2 separate regions of the Homo sapiens genome follow, and region 1 is linked to region 2. The links are chromatin loops, found by intact Hi-C in ENCODE. Cell type or tissue: PC-3. All regions are shown on one strand.

Evidence for each region. Peaks named below come from ENCODE experiments on the same cell type or tissue, not always from the same donor. Only the 100,000 strongest peaks of a DNase experiment are listed, where the experiment ranks them.
Region 1: it touches region 2 in a loop (13-fold over the local background); 2 of 110 quality-filtered maps call a loop at or near these places.

The regions. Positions count from the first base shown.
Region 1 is chr5:136,809,830-136,814,829 of GRCh38, forward strand. No RefSeq gene overlaps it. Among named protein-coding and RNA genes, the nearest start is that of CTB-1I21.1, 77 kb to the left of the region's middle. In PC-3, no CTCF peak of the experiment used is centred here; DNase peaks (open chromatin) are centred at 692 and 1,912; H3K4me3 peaks cover 1,098 bases; H3K27ac peaks cover 3,318 bases.
Region 2 is chr5:137,187,708-137,192,707 of GRCh38, forward strand. The region is part of intron 3 of SPOCK1 (SPARC (osteonectin), cwcv and kazal like domains proteoglycan 1); the gene reads right to left. Among named protein-coding and RNA genes, the nearest start is that of SPOCK1, 310 kb to the right of the region's middle. In PC-3, no CTCF peak of the experiment used is centred here; DNase peaks (open chromatin) are centred at 2,984 and 4,894; H3K4me3 peaks cover 561 bases; H3K27ac peaks cover 3,026 bases.

The DNA.
Region 1 (5,000 bases), 380 kb before region 2:
TTTTTTTTACTCTAAGTCCTATAGGGCAAGATTAATCATCTCTCAATCCATCCATTCTTTCATCCATGCACCCATCCAAGCATTTAACACCTGGAATCCCATAGATATATTAAACCCAGTCTTTGCCCTCAAAGAGCTGGCAGTCTTGCCAGAGAGACAGAAATGCAAACAGGTTTATTATGACATGATATATTTGAAAGGCTTAGGGCCCACCAATTGGAACTTGTCAATCTTCCCCAATAATGGGACAGCTAAGACAGACCACTCTCATTTGCCTGCAGTGTCCAACATCCTCATTGCTCTTGGGTCCTCACTGAAGCCTTTTGGTTCCAGAGAAAAAGCTGAAGGCTATGGCTACACAGGGGTCTAGAGGGACTTGTGCTATGTCCTGATTTCAATACCAGAGCAAGCTCCCTTTTGCTATATAGGAAATGGAAAACAACTTTTTAGCACAAGCTGCTGAAGCTTCTAGGACTCTTGCCAGGATTTTAGTTCATCCAAATCAATTATTCTAAGATCAAGGTCAGTGGACCAGCCCTGGACGTGATTCGGGAGTCAGACAGCAAAAGTTGCAGGTCATCTGATGCCTTGTCAACACCTTCCACCCAGCAAGTCAGTCTGAACCATCACCAACAATGAGAAAGTCTTGTCATTGGAAGATTTTCAGAGAAGTGGTTCCACAGGTGCCCTTTCCAATATGAGATTAATCATAAAATCTCTGAATCATCCTACAAAGCTGCAGGAGCACACGAATATAGAAATAGTGTCCAATTAGCTCAGGGGATTATAATAGCCTGTGAGCACAGCCTTAGTCAGGGCTGTGATTCCCATGTAAGCCAGCTGGCCTTTCTCTGATGCCAGCAGACTTAATGCTGATAGGATAACATGTGGCCTTCAAAAACCAAGGCAGAGTGTAGGCAGCTCTGCACCGTCCCCACGACCAAAAGTTATACCCTGAATTGTTGACATGCCTTTGCATATAACGTTCTTTCCAATTGGCATCATTTGCCTACCTGGCAGATCTCAGCTGTTCCACACAGACATTGCCTGTGTCTTCTCGGTTCTGTGAAATTCTCCTAATAGGCAATCAGTTATCTGATGCTTCCAAGGGTTCTATTCAATAGATATTTACGCGGTTCTCTTTTTAATTAGATGTGTACATGTCACTATATTTCTTTACTTTTATGCATGTCTGTATTTTCTGTTAGACTTGAACGACCCAAGGACAAGGGCATGTCTTCTCTATTCCAATGCTCAGCACACAGTTGGTAGCAGAAGATAAGCATAGATAGGATCAGATAAATAAATAAGAAAGTCAGAATTCCATCCACACTAGTGGAGAAGGCATAGCGTTGCCATCAGCAAAGAGCTAAAAGAAATGGAATAGGTTCCAGTGGTCTCTTGGCTCAGGAAAACGGGAAGCTTCTGAGCTGGGATGGGAAAGATATCAACTCAGCCCCTTGTTGGCTGTTTTCCCAGAGTTTAGCAACTCTTTTATCTTCCAAACACTTGGCTTTGCTTTTTTTCTAATTATTTGACTACCTTTTCTATTATCTATTTTCTTAAGGTTATTAACATCTTTTGTATCTGTGTGGTGCACCATCACATACCGTTTTCATTACACAGATACAATAGATGTCAATAATCCTAAGAATATTAGCTAAAATGCAGTCAAATAATTAGGAAGTGATAAGCTTTGAGTTCACATTACCTTTAAAAATATAATTTGTTTCATATTTAATTATATATTTATTTAATTATATACTTATATGATCTAGTTAATTGTAACTTTATATAATTTAATTTGTAACATCACTGTGTTTAACACTCAGCTTGGTGAATTCCTAAAAATAGAACAGTGAGCACTGTGAGCAGGCATGAGTCAGCTCCAGCAGCCCATTGTCAGGATGACTAACCCAGATCATTTTCCCTAACCATCTTTCCAGGACTCTGCACACCAGTGGGGATGCTTTACAGGAGAAGCCACACGCTCAGTACTGGAGACTTGAGCTTCAAACTTGTCCAGACATAAGCAAAAGCAAAGCAGTCTGGCCGGCAGGAGAACTGCCACTCTGCCCATCAGAAAGACTGGGGACTATCACCATCATTCTTCACAGAATTGAAAGAACAATTCTAAAATTCATATAGAACCAAAAAAGAGCCTGCATAGCCAAAGCAAGACTAAGCAGAAAGAACAAATCTGGAGGCATCACACTACCTGATTTCAAACCATACTATAAGGCCATCATCACCAAAACAGCATGATAGTGGTGTAAAAATAGGCACATAGACCAATAGAACAGAATAGAGAACCCAGAAATAAACTCAAGTACTGACAGCCAACTGATCTTCAACAAAGCAAACAAAAACATAAAGTGTGGAAAGGACACTCTTTTCAACAAATAGTGCTGGGATAATTGGCAAGTCACATGTACGAGAATGAAACTGGACCCTCATCTCTTGCCTTAAACAAAAATCAACTCAAGATGAATTAAAGACTTAAATCTAATACCTGAAACTATAAAAATTCTAGAAGATAACATTGGAAAAACCCTTCTAGACATTGGCTTAGGCAAGGGTTTCATGACCAAGAACCCAAAGCAAATGCAATAAAAACAAAGATAAATAGCTGAGACATAATTAAACTAAAGAGCTTTTTTATGGCAAAAGGAACAGTCAGCAGAGTAAACAGACAACCCAAAGACTGGGAAAAAATCTTCACAGTCTATACATCTGACAAAGGACTACTATCCAGAAGCCACAACGAACTCAAATCAGTAAGAAAAAAATAAATAACCCCATGAAAAAGCGGCCTACAGACATGAATAGACAATTCTTAAAAGAAGGCATACAAATGGCCAACAAACATGAAAAAATGTTCAATATCACTAATGATCAGGGAATGCAAATCAAAACCACAATGTGATACCACCTTATTCCTGCAAGAATGGGCCTAATCAAAAAATTTAAAAAAAAAACAGTAGATGTTGGTGTGGATGCAGTGAACAGGGAACACTTCTACACTGTTGGTGGGAGTGTAAACTAGTATAGCCACTATGGAAAACAGTGTGGAGATTCCTTAAAGAACTAAAAGTAGAACTACCATTTGGTCCAGCAATCCCACTACTGGGTATCTACCCATAGGAAAAGAAGTCATTATTCAAAAAATATACTTGCACACACATGTTTATAGCGGCACAATTCACAATAGCAAAATAGTGGAACCAACGCAAATGCCCATCAATCAACAAGTGAATAAAGAAACTATGGTATATATTTACGATAGAATACTACACAGCCATAAAAAGGAATGAATTAACAGCATTTTCAGTGACCTGGATGAGACTGGAGACTATTATTCTAAGAGAAGTAACTCAGAAATGGAAAACCAAACATTGTATGTTCTCACTGATATGTGGGAGCTAAGCTCTGAGGAAGTAAAGACACAAGAATGACACAATGGACTTTGGGGACTTGGGAGGAAGAGTGGGAGGGGAGTGAGGAATAAAAGACTACAAATATGGTGCAGTGTATACTGCTCGGGTGAAGGGTACACCAAAATCTCACAAATCCCCACTAAAGAACTTCCTCATGTGACCAAATATCACCTGTACCCCAATAACTTATGGAAAAATTTAAAAAAATAAAATAAAAAGAAAGACTGGGGACTATGAAGTCTACAAAGCAGGCCCATGCTCTCACCATTTGTTACAGATTAAGTCCTCTGACAAAGTAGTCCTTTGTCAGATGTGGGGGACTCTGTCATGGAGATATGTGTTTATTAGAGAATGTTATTGGGAACAACTGTGAGGGAGTGAAGGCAGCAGGACTGAGCAGGGGGAGATGTTAAACTGAGATGTACCTGAAAAGAGGACCCCAGCTGATCCCAGGGGAGCTCCAAAGCTGAAAGATTTTCCAGAATCATCACACATGGAGGCAAAGAGGCTGGGCCTTTGTGTGCCCACATCACTCAGTCGCTGAGTGTGATGTAGCATCGATCCCTGAGGAGATGTAACACTGGACAAGGAAACCCCTTCTTCCCAGGGCAATGCCTAAGGACAGACTCAGCTGTGAGCCACCTAGAAGTTGAGGCAGCTGGGAAATAAATGCCTTGGTGCTGCAAGGGGGTTGGGGGTGTCTGTCCTACACACACAACATCTCTTACACCTGAGAGGGTCCTGGATCAGCATCAGCTGGGAACTTGTTAGAAATGAATATGTTTAAGTCTTACCCAGGCCTCCTCCATCAGAAACTCTGGAGATGGGACCCAGCAATCTGTTTTGACAGGCTGCCCAGGTGACTCTGATGTATGTTGAAGTTTGAGAATAACTGCCTCATACCAGCAGTTCTCAGATTCTGTGGTCCCAGAACCACTTATCCTCTTCAAACTTACCGGGGATCTCTAAGAATTTTTGTTTATGTGGGTAATAGTTATATTTACCACATTATAAATGAAAGTTTAGAAATTTAAAAAATATTTTATTAATTTATTTAAGATAAGCTCATCTTTTTTATGAAAAATAACTAGATTTTCCAAATTAGGAAAAAAGTTAGTAAGAAAAATAGCATTGTTTCACAGTTTTGCAAACCTCTTCAATATCTAGCTTAATAGAAGTGAGCTGGATTCTCATAACTACTTTTATATTCAATCTGTTTTAACATATGTCATATATATAGCTCATGGAAAACTCCACTGTACACTTGCAAGAAAATGAAAAAGAAAAAGGCAGATAACAACTTAGCATTATTATAAAAATAGTTTGACCTCATGGACCCTGAAAGGGTCCCAGGGACCCCCACTTTGAGAAAAGCTGGCCCTAGCTTCGATAATGAAGCAAGAGGCCCAGGCTTTTAGGTCAGATATTGCTAGTTACTCATTTGTGGTTTGGGATTATGTCTTGGAACTTGTGAACGTTACATTTGGGAGATTGATTATGTTTTATCCGGTCATATCCTGAAGAGTACTTCCTCCCTATCCCCAGAAGATAATGCAATTGATT
Region 2 (5,000 bases):
ACAAGACAGGAACCATTAAAATTCAATATGTTAATAGGAGAAATCTGTGTATAGTTATGTGGGAGCCTAAAAAAGAGAATGATAAAGCTGTTCAGGTCACTTCCCCTCAGCAACTCTCAGTGATTTCCCTGCAGATGCCCTCAAAAAGCTACCAGTAGTGGTGTTCTGACACATGGAAGGGTTATGATCCATTATGAGATAGCCAAGTAATTAGTTAGCATAAATTAGTGGAAGTAACAATGGCTCAAGAACGGGAGTTTTTAGAAGGTTATCCTTCCACCCCTTGGAGCAAATATAAGGTTGTCTGATAAGAACACATCTCTTGCTTAGCAGCAGTGTAGAGAAGAGGAGTTACAATCCTATTAGGTGAGCATCAGCCCAGGCAAGTCCACAGGACATCCTGAGTCAGGTGAATCATGGCAGAAGAAAGGTTGGGAGCTCTTACTATGCTATCCAAGATCCCACGTATGTGGCCCCATTCTTCCCTATCTTACACCTGCCCCCAACTTGCCGCTTGCTCCAGCCACACGTGGCCACCACTTTCTGCCTATACAGCATATCTTATCTTATGGCGCTTTGCTTATTGAACTTCTCAGATCTTGCATTTTTTACTCATTGAAGGTTTGTGGCAACCTGAGTTGAGCAAGTCTATTGGCATCATTTTTCAAACAGCATGTGCTCACTTTGTGTCTCTGTGTCACATCTTGGTAATTCTTGAAATATTTTAAACTTTGTCATTATCATTATATGTATTAGGGTGCTCTGTGATCAGTGATCTTTGATGTTACTATTGTATTTGTCTTGGGGCACTATGAACCACATGTATATGAGATGGTGAACTTCATCAACAAATGTTTTATGTGTTCTGACTGGTCCGTTGACTGGCTCCTCCCCCATCTGTTTTCCTCTCCTCAGGCCTCCCTATTCTCTAAGATAAAACAATATTGAAATTCGGCCAATTAATAACACTACAATGGGCTGTAAGTGTTCAAGTGAAAGGAAAAGTCCAACATCTCTCACTTTAAATCAAAAGCTATAAATGATTAAACTTGGTGAAGAAAGCATGTCGAAAGCCGAGACAGGCTAAAAGCTAGGCATCTTGTGCCAAACATTTAGCCAAGTTGTGAATACAAAGGAAAAATGATTGAAGGAAATTAAAAGTGCTACTCCAGTGAACACACAAATTACAGAAAACCGAAACAGCCTTATTGCTGGTATAGAGAAAGTTTCAGTGCTCTAGATAGAAAATCAAACCAGTCAAAACCTTCCTTAAGCCAAAACCTAGTCCAGAGCAAGGCCCTAATTCTCTTCAATTCTTTGAAGGCTGAGAAAGATGAGGACATTTCAAAAGAAAAGTTTGAAGCTAGCAGATATTGGTTCATGAAGTTTAAAGAAAGAAGCCATCTCCATAACACAAAAGTGCAAGGTGAAGCAACAAGTGGTGATGGAGAAGCTGCAAGTTATCCAGAAGATCTAGCTAAGAGAATTGGTGAAGGTGGCTACACTCAACAGCAGATTTTCAATGCAGGCAAAACAACTTTCTATTGGAAGAAGAAGCCATGTTGGACTTTCATAGCTAGAAAGGAGAAGTCAATGCCTGGCTTCCAAGCTTCAAAGGACAGGCTGACCCTCTCATTAGGAGCCAATGCAGCTGGTAACTTTAAGTTGAAGCCAGTGCTCATTTACCATTCCAGAAATCATAGGGCCTTTAGGAATGACACTAAAGCTACTCTGCCTGTACTCTAAAAATGGAACAACGAAGCTCAGATGACAGCACATCTGTTTACAGCATGGTTTACTATGTATATTAAACTCACGGTTACGATACCTACCACTCAGAAAAAAAGATCCCTTTGAAATAATACTGCTCATTCACAATGCATCTGGTCATTCAAGAGCTCTGATGAAAATATATAGGAGATTAATGTTGTGTTCAGGTCTGCTAATACAACACCCTTTTTGTAGGCCACGGATCAAGAGGTAATTTGACTTTCAAGCCTTATTATTTAAGAAATATATTTCATAAGGCTATAGTTACCATAGATATTGATTCTCCTGATGGATCTGGGCAAAGTAAATTGAAAACCTTCCGAAAATGATTCATAAGTCTATATGCCATTAAATACATTAGTGATTTACGGGAGGAAGTAAAAATACCAACATTAACAGATATTTGGAAGAAGTTGACTCTAATGCTCATGGGCGACTTTGAGGGGTACAAGACTTCATAATAGGAAGTAACTACAGATGTGGAGGAAATAGCAAGAGAACTAGAAGTGCAGCCTGAAGATGTGGCTGAATTACTATAATTTCTTAATAAAACTTGAACAGATGAGGAGTTGCTTCCTATGGATGAGAAAAGAAAGTGGTTTATTGAGATGGAATCTACTGCTGGTGAAGAGGCTGTGAGCATTGTTGAAATGATCACGAAGAATTTAGAATATTCCATAAACTTAGTTGATTAAACAATAGCAGAGTTTGAGAGGATTGACTAATTTTGAAAGAAGTTCTACTGTGGGTAAAACGCCATGAAACAGCACAGCATGCTACAGAGAATTCTTTTGTGAAAGAGTCAATCAATGTAGCAAACTTCATTGTTGTATTATTTTTAAAATCTGCCACAGCCACCCCAACATTTAGCAACCACCAATCTGATCAGTCAGCAGCCATCAACACTGAAGCAAGACCCTCCACTAGCAAAAAGACAATGACTCTCTGAAGGTTCAGATGATGGTTAGCATTTTTTAGCAATAAAATATTTTTAAATTAAGGTATGTACATTGATTTTTAAGATATAATCCTACTGCTTGGAATAGTGTAAATATAACTTTTATATGCACTGGGAAGTAAAAAATGTGTGTGACTCACTTTATTGCAATATTCACTTTAGTGGAATGGTTTGGAACCAAACCCACAGTATCTCTAAGGTATGCCTGTACTCTGTGCTCCCTAAACTTTGGAATCTTTGTCATACTGTTCTCCCTCTCCTGAAATCCTTTTCCCACCCTGTCTACCAGCCTTCAGGTCCTTCAGGTCACATGTCACATTTCAGGAAAGCTTGACAAACCACTTGCCTCCCCAGAGCTCCTTTTCATCTGCAGCCTTCCTTCCCATTCCTCCAAGAGACTGAGGTCAAGATGGAGCAGGGCTGCTGTCTAATCCAGACACTGGCAATGAATACAGGTCTATGTATATTTTCTGAGCAAACCAAGGAGAACTCATTTTGAGGTCCACCTGTTTCAGAGCCTTAGGAAATAAGCCTGTCCCAGACAAGGAGAAGCAAGCCTTGAAAGACCTTCCTGTCAGTGTCTACCCTTTGTATCTGGGGATACAGAATGTTCCTGGCTGTCTTCTATTCTCTTCTCCATTAATTCTTCTGTCTTATTTTCCCAGCTAGAAGCTACAGAGGGCCAGAAACAACAGGATATGGGAGAAAGAAGATTCTAACTCTTCTTGGCTGGGATCTTGAGCAAGTTACTTAACCTCTCTGAGTGTTTCCTCTTCTGAAAAATGAGAAACATAAAACATCCCCTCACATGGGTTTTATGAAGAATAAATAAGTTAACACACAGCTTTCAAAGCCCAGAGTAAGTCCTTAGTTAATATGTATCTAACTAATCTTCTCCATTCTCTTTTTTCATAATCTTTGCTAAGCAAACCACAGGATCTCATACCACTGGTTTCCAGAGAAGGCCTGCTGTATGATGGAAATTCTGTATCAGTAGACTCTAAGACACAAACCGTACTCTAGGGTTTAGCTAAGAAGTCTAATGTACTTGGACTTTGAACATAAAAACTTTTGTTTGAAATAAAGTAGATTTCATCCAGTACCTCAAAACCTTCGCATGAATCATAAATTTCTTTTTCAAAACTGCAGTATGTGACCTGTAGTATCAATAGATCAATCATACTTTCCAAATTACAGACAATATCAGTGGCCCATCAGGTAAAACAGGCTTGGAGCTATTTTTTCATAATAGAAAATGGCACATTCTATGTGCCATGTACACCACTGATGACCTTCACTGCCTTTGGCCAAGGTCACTGGAGACGTTAATGTGTGGGGAATAATTTGAAACAATACCTAAAGTCTACTAGTCTTAAAACTAAGGTGCTCAGCTCCAGAAAATTCCCAATGTCTGCATTCTACTTTCCAACAAACTCACCATCTGTCCTTGCGGAAAAGATACAGGAAACAAATAATGAAAAAGTAAGCAGTATGAAAAACAAGCGGCCAGGCGCAGTGGCCGGGTGCAGTGGCTCACACCTGTAATCCTAACACTTTGGGAGGCTGAGGTACGTGGATTGCCTAAGCTCAGGAGTTCAAGACCAGCCTAGTCAACACAGTGAAACCTCGTATCTACTAAAATACAAAAAAAAATTAGCTGGGCGTGGCGGCGTGCACCTGTAGTCCCAGCTACTCGGGAGGCTGAGGCAGGAGAATTGCTTGAACCCGGGAGGTGGAGGTTGAGCCGAGATCACACCACTGCACTCCAGCCTGGGTGACAGAGCAAGACTCTGTCTCAAAAAAAAAAAAAAAAAAAAAAAGAAAAGGAAAACAAGCTCAGAGAGTCTCCTTCCCAGGGCTGTGTGCTGCATGGAGAGACGGAGGGAGGAATGAGTTGTGCAGGAGAGCCTCACACACATGAAAGCCTGGCAAATACCCAGCTCCCAAGACCTGAAGTTCAACACGGCAGAGTCGTGTTATTTGTTAGTCACACACCAAATCCCAGCCACTGCTAGGTGGGAATAAGGAAAGGCATGGAGTTAGCTTACATTAGAAGGATTTTTCCCACTCCTGAGACTGCCTCCCTGGCATCTGCCTGTGTGGGCTGTGCAGTCCCTAGCATGGGCAGGGGCAAACAAGGCCACACTTCCTGCACAGCCTCCTAACCAGGGCACTGAAGGGTTGTAAACAAAGGAGAAACATGATGTGATTCATACTTTGCAAAGATGACACACTATCTATCAACAGAAAGATGGACAAATAAATCATTCTG